2 separate regions of the Mus musculus genome follow, and region 2 is linked to region 1. The links are chromatin contacts, found by Hi-C or POLR2A ChIA-PET in ENCODE. All regions are on one chromosome and are shown on one strand. Each heading gives the region's core, a stretch centred on a gene start or an enhancer-like site at or near the end of the contact. The rest is flanking DNA. Distances are from core to core; before and after follow the strand shown. Region 1 holds the start of Mtfr2 (mitochondrial fission regulator 2). Region 2 holds the start of Bclaf1 (BCL2-associated transcription factor 1).

Region 1 (2,965 bases), core at 288-2,787:
CAACCATCCTAACGAGATCTGATTCCCTCTTCTGGAGTGTCTGAAGACAGCTACAGTGTACTTACATATAAAATAAATAAATCTTAAAAAAAAAAAAAAAAAAAAAAAAAAAGTATGACTGGCTACCCTTTAAAAAAAAAAAAAAAAAGAAAATGCTCTACAGACTAGCCTATAGCCTGACTTTTGGAAGGCAATTTCTCAATCAGGGTTCCCTCTTCTCAGATCATTACAGTTTGTGTCAAGTTGAAATGAAACTAGCCAGTCACGATTCATCATCATTGAGGGAAGTCAGGCAGGAATAGAAGCAGAAACCCTGGCTCAGGCTCAACTAGCTTTCTTATACAGCTCAGAACTCATTATCCCAAGAATGGTATCCTCCACAGGGCTGGGCCCTACCACAACTATGAACAGTAAGGACACTCACTTAGAGACAGGGCCACAAGCCAACGTAATCTAAGCTATTTCTTGAGGTTCCTCTCCCCATAAGACTCTAATACCGAGTTGACAATAAAAACTAATCAGGGCAGAGAACATGTTCAAAATGGCACACTGTCCATCTGTAATCAGCCATTGGTAGGTGGTGGTGGGTGGTAACACCCCTGAGCAGGTGGCCCTAATTTTTATAAGAAAGCTGGTGGAACAAGTCAGTTATCAGCATTCCTCCATCAGCTCCTGCCTCCAGGTTCCTGCTTTGTTTTGAGTTTCTGTCCTAACTTCCTCCCATTGGTAGGGGGGGGGGATCAGGAGCTCAAGGAACGCCTGAACTGCATAGTGCCCTGCCTGGCTCAAAGAACAAAAACGACCCAAGAATAGCAGCAAAATCCAGACTTTTAGCCTAAGCTGCACCATATCCTGTCTCAAAGCAACGACAATAACGAGACCCAAAAATAAAGTTAGCAAAATTAATAAAAGACTTTTACCTGGTCTACGGGAACACCAAAATATTCCAGCACGTTTCTTAATATATTTAGAATGAAAGACATTGGTGAAGGAAGTTCAAGAAAACGCTGTTCGTTGGTACCTTAGAAGAGAAGTTATCAATTATTACTCTTGACAGGTAACTGCTACATAGACCGCACTAAGGAAACCACAGAGACCTTTCATGACACCATCAAGTGATTGCTCCTGGAGAGCTATTATTTTGAAGAGAGACTTAAAAGGAAAGAAAGAGCACTTTACTAAATTCCATTGCTATCTTACCGTGTGTGTGTGTGTGTGTGTGTGTGTGTGTGTGTGTGTGTGTGTAAAGGGATTGACAAGCAAATGTGCGACAGCCAAGATCACCATCCCTGGAGCTCTGCTGCCCCTGGAGAGAACCGCCCAGCCGCTCTCTTCACCCCGCGAGGAACGCCACCCGCCCGCGCTTCCGTCCGTCCGTCCGTCACCGGCCACCGACCGGAAGCCGAGGCCTAACGGAGCCCGTGCCACTCACCATCCCGCGGCATTGCACGGCGCCAGGCGGCCGGGGAAACTCTCCGGACGCGACCTACAGCCGCAGAGTAGCTTCTTCCCGGAATCGCTCGCCGCTTCCGACTCGACCCCAGCCTGGAATATCAAGCTTCGCGGGCCGGAGTTCGGAGTCTATCCCTATTGGACGCCGCCGGAGGACGCCGCCGGTGATTGGAAGGGTAAGAGCCAATAGGCGCATTCGAAAGGCGCATGCGCACCGTGCCCCCAGCATTCGGAATTGTGTCTTCTGCCTTTGCAACTTGTGCTTCACTCAGTCCTTTGCCAGTAAGGTGTCAAGCCTTCCCAACATTCAACAAAGAATCCGCCCACTTGTAATTGTTTAGTCATTCTGCGAAAATATCTAGCCGTTATGCTAAATGCTGGGATTACTCATGTTGAGCCACACTGTCCAGTCTAGTTGTTTACATGTCTTAGTGTGTGCACGCTACACATGCACATGCCAAAGTACCTGTTTCAAAGCCAAAGGACAATTTGTGTAGGATCCACGGATAGAACTTGAGACCTCAGGTTTGGTAGCAGGCTGCTTGAGCCATCTCGCTGACCCTAAGGCTTTTTTACACCTTTACCTTTCAAACTTTTGAAAGCTAATGAAAAGCAAAAAAGCTTTAATTAATCAAAACCAAAACAAAACCAAAAAACCCTTGTTTTGTATTGACAGTAAGAGATTATGGAAAGCAGAGTTATATACACTGGTCATAGCTATACTCACCACAACCCAATTCACAAATTGATATTTAATTGTAGTAATGTATTTAATTACAAAACCTCAGTTAAATAACTAAAGATTTGGCATGTCATGAGGACATGAGCATTAAGTTTTGAAATTCTTACATTTTCTTTTCCTTTCTTAGGAATGTTTTAATAATCTTAACAATTGCTGGGAGTGGTTGGCGCATGCCTTTAATCCCAGCACTCGGAGGCAGAGACAGGCGGATTTCTGAGTTCGAGGCCAGCCTAGTCTACAAAGTGAGTTCCAGGACAGCCAGGGCTATACAGAGAAACCCTGTCTCAAAAAACCAAACAAAACAAAAAACAAAAACAAATTACATATATATAAATATATGTATATATATAACATATATATATGAATATATGTATATTCTTAAAAAATAATAAGGCTGGGCATGGTGGTGCACGCCTTTAATCCCAGTACTTGGGAGGCAGAGGCAGGTGGATTTCTGGGTTCGAGGCCAGCCTGGTTAACAGAGTGAGTTCCAGGACAGCCAGGGCCACACAGAGAAACCCTGTCTCAAAAAAACCAAAAATAAAAAATAAAAAATAATACAGCATTTCTGAAAAGAAACAACCAAGACTGTATAAACTCTCTGGAGAAATGTGTTTTTTGGTTTTTGGTTGTTTTGGTTTGTTATTAATGTTTTGGGACATGATCGGAAATTAAAGAAAGTTGGCTTTGAAATGCTGCCTTTCCCTCATTTAAGGATCAGATCAACACAGTTCCTCCAAGTCTGTCCTAAGTGTGTGTGTGATGTCTTCT
Region 2 (2,965 bases), core at 145-2,644, 35 kb after region 1:
TAACCCAAACACATATATACATGGAGAACCCGTAGTTCGAAGCCACTTGGACCCAAGAAGATCGTCTAGGGTACAGAAATCCAATATTCTGGTCACTCCCCAGACCAAGAAAACAAATCTTAAAACTCAGCTGGGGTGACGAAGAAGTGACGAAAAAAAAATACTATTATCCCACCACTCCCGAAGCTAAGGCAGGAGATTAACTGGGAGTTCAAGGCCAGCACTGAGTGACAGAACTATAACCTTCTTCCTTCACCCATTTATCCCCCCAATCACCGCTGCCAATATCCTCAATTTCTAAAGTGTGCTAACTCTTACCAAAAAAGGTAGCCGGGGCGGTGGTGGCGCACGCCTTTAATCCCAACACTTGGGAGGCAGAGGCAGGCGGATTTCTGTTCGAGGCCAGCCTGGTCTACAGAGTGAGTTCCAGGACAGCCAGGGCTACACAGAGAAACCCTGTCTGGAAAAACAAGAAAAAAAAAAAAAAAAAAAGGTATGTCAGCGCTTGGATTACTGAGAAAGGGCCCCTCTCTTAGTCGCATCCCGCTAGAAACTGGAACTACGCACCTACTGATCGGCTACAACAGTGAGTTGGTAGGGAGCCAAAACGAAAAACTTTGGCGCCAACACCCAGGTGTCTGCTACAAACAGATCGAAAGCCTTCATCTGATTAAGCCTGGCCTAAACCGACATATGTACCCCATAGAGGCGAGGGAGGCGGCTTAACCGCCACGCACGACGTGGCTGATTCCGTTGCTTAACTTTGTCGCAGCTCGCCGTTATCTCCTCCGAGTCCCAAAGGCTAGGACCAGGAAGGAAGACGCCTCCCCCAAGGCCAACAACAAGCAAGGCTCGGAAACTAACACACGCGGCGGCGTTGCCATGGGCAGGGAAGAAAGGGGAAAAAAGCACGCGTGCGCAGAGCCCTGGGCCGGGCGCGCGCAGGAGTCCCAGCCGAGGCCGTGGGGGAAGGGTCGGCGAGCGGTTTGCGCACGCGCACGCCGAGGCCTCCCGGGCTCCGGCCCCGAGCCAGGTTCGCAGCCCGGCCCGCTGGTGGCGCAGCTCCCCCATCCCCCCACCCCGGCGGCCCGCGGCGCCTTCCAGACCCGAGGGAGCGAGGAGGAAAACGCACGAGTAACGGCTCGGGGTCCCCGTTCCCGCCGCCGACCCGTCACCACGCGTCAGAGTTGTCGATACCCAACCGCCCTGTCGCCTCGGCTTTCTCCTTTGAGTGACTCGAATGCGGCGCGAGGCCTACCTGACACGCCGAAGCACGATGTGCGTGCAGGGTTTACCTCCGTGCTAACTACACAGCGGCCATTTCCCGACTCCAGAAGGAGAGGAAGACCATAGAGGCGGCCTCGTCGCGCTAGCTCGGCTCCGTCACTTCCGACTTGGGGCGTGGCCTTCCAGGCCGCTAAATCGCTAGGCAGGCCCCTCCCACCGTCCCGCCCAGGCGCGACTGGCGAACCGCGGTTGAGTGTAGCCCAAGGCTTTCTGGGAAGTCTCGTTGCCCGGTCTCGCGAGGTGTAGCCGACAGGGGGTGGGACAAGGGTGGGGCGGGCCCTGAAGGGCTGGCTGGCTTCTCCGCAGGCGGCTCGGCTTTGTTCGAAGAACAGTCGAGACTGATGTCCCCTGACTTCCGAGCCGCTGTTAGCGAGCCTGGCTCCTTCTGAGGCGGCGACCCAGAGCACGCCAGAAGCTCTCTCACTGAGGAAAAGGCCGGAAAACCGACGACGCAGGGCTGCGTCTGCCCGGAAGCGCCGTCCCTCGGACGCCTAACATGACAGTTACAAGGCAGTCTCTGCCGAGTGGCTTCGGGTGAACTCGCCCCCCGCCCCCTCCCGGGCCGATCGTGAGACTTGGATCGGCTGGGCGACTGCGTCACGGAATGGCTCTTAACTTCCCGGGCGCCGGAGCCTGGCCCCTGAGGCTTTCTCAGAGTTTTGTACGGATCCGGAAACCTCACGCCCTAACTGGATCTGCCAGAATCAGATTATAAACGAAGAAGCCAGGATTGAATTGAAGCAAGTTGCAGACATATTTACCTGCTGTTCTTACCAAAGCAGGACCACTCAAGGGACTAAAGCCGTTATTACGGTGTGATATTTTAGGACAACGTTAAATTCCTTGAAGGATTTCAAAGCTGTAATTGGCAGCCTGTCAGTTAAGTTCAGCATTAGAGTTTGATTCTGATCTTTAACCTTGTTCAGGGCAGCCTGTCCTCACAATCCACTCCACAGTGGAGGAAGTACCTGACTGACCAATGAATCCTGATTTTGATTGTATTTTAATTGGGCAATTGCTCCGCACCCAGCTCCCACTACCATGGTGGAAGCTATGATCTGCGCTATATGCGGGACCCTGATAGGTCTAAAGCATAAAGTAGGAGCTCAGAAAATACTTGTCAAGTAGGTGAGCTGTATTTACATGAAGCACAAAGACAGCACAACTGTGCTATTTTATATTAATGAGACAGCAGGGGCCAATAGCTCTTAATCTATTCAAAATACCAAAATCTAATCACTTTGAAGCTATTAAGTCCTGTGCAATTCTAGTATATGTTGGAAAGTTATCTTTTCATCTAAGGCAATATAATTTTTCGCTCATTAGATCCCCTGTGCTGGGCACTGAACCCGCAGAACCTGCCTGGTACGCGCTACACAATTGTTCAGCCACAGAAGTACACCTTCCTAACCTAACTTTGACCTCAAATAAATCAATGTGTTACCAAAGAAGGAAGACATGGGAACAAATAAATAAGTGGATGTCTAACAAACAGGTTGAGCCTCTGTAAGGAGCTCAGACGGTCAAGGAACCGCTCCCAAGCCCAATACAACCTGAGTTCAATCCCTGGGACCTTTATGGTAGAAGTGTAGTAGGGCCCAAGACAACTCCCTCCATGGCAGAAGTACTATTCAGGCTGTAAAACTCAGCATGTAGGCAGTCCTATCTGCCAAAAGGA

What was found. Hi-C counts contacts between places; a loop is a spot of excess contacts on that map. ChIA-PET counts read pairs that join two places held with the same protein, here RNA polymerase II (POLR2A).
Region 2: a map of heart shows a loop between it and region 1 (2.4-fold over the local background). The contact joins the promoter of Bclaf1 here to the promoter of Mtfr2 in region 1. A Hi-C loop is called at or near these places in 5 of 37 maps with a recorded cell type or tissue (heart and v-Abl transformed pro-B cells). POLR2A ChIA-PET finds 5 or more read pairs at or near these places in 4 of 5 experiments (Patski and embryonic stem cell).

What each region holds. Positions count from the first base shown.
Region 1 is chr10:20,346,391-20,349,355 of GRCm38, reverse strand. It overlaps Mtfr2 (mitochondrial fission regulator 2), which reads right to left and starts at 1,537. Exons shown (of 7, transcript NM_027930.3): 1 at 1,433-1,537; 2 at 921-1,021. The coding sequence starts at 1,445.
Region 2 is chr10:20,310,898-20,313,862 of GRCm38, reverse strand. It overlaps Bclaf1 (BCL2-associated transcription factor 1), which reads right to left and starts at 1,394. Exons shown (of 13, transcript NM_001025392.1): 1 at 1,259-1,394.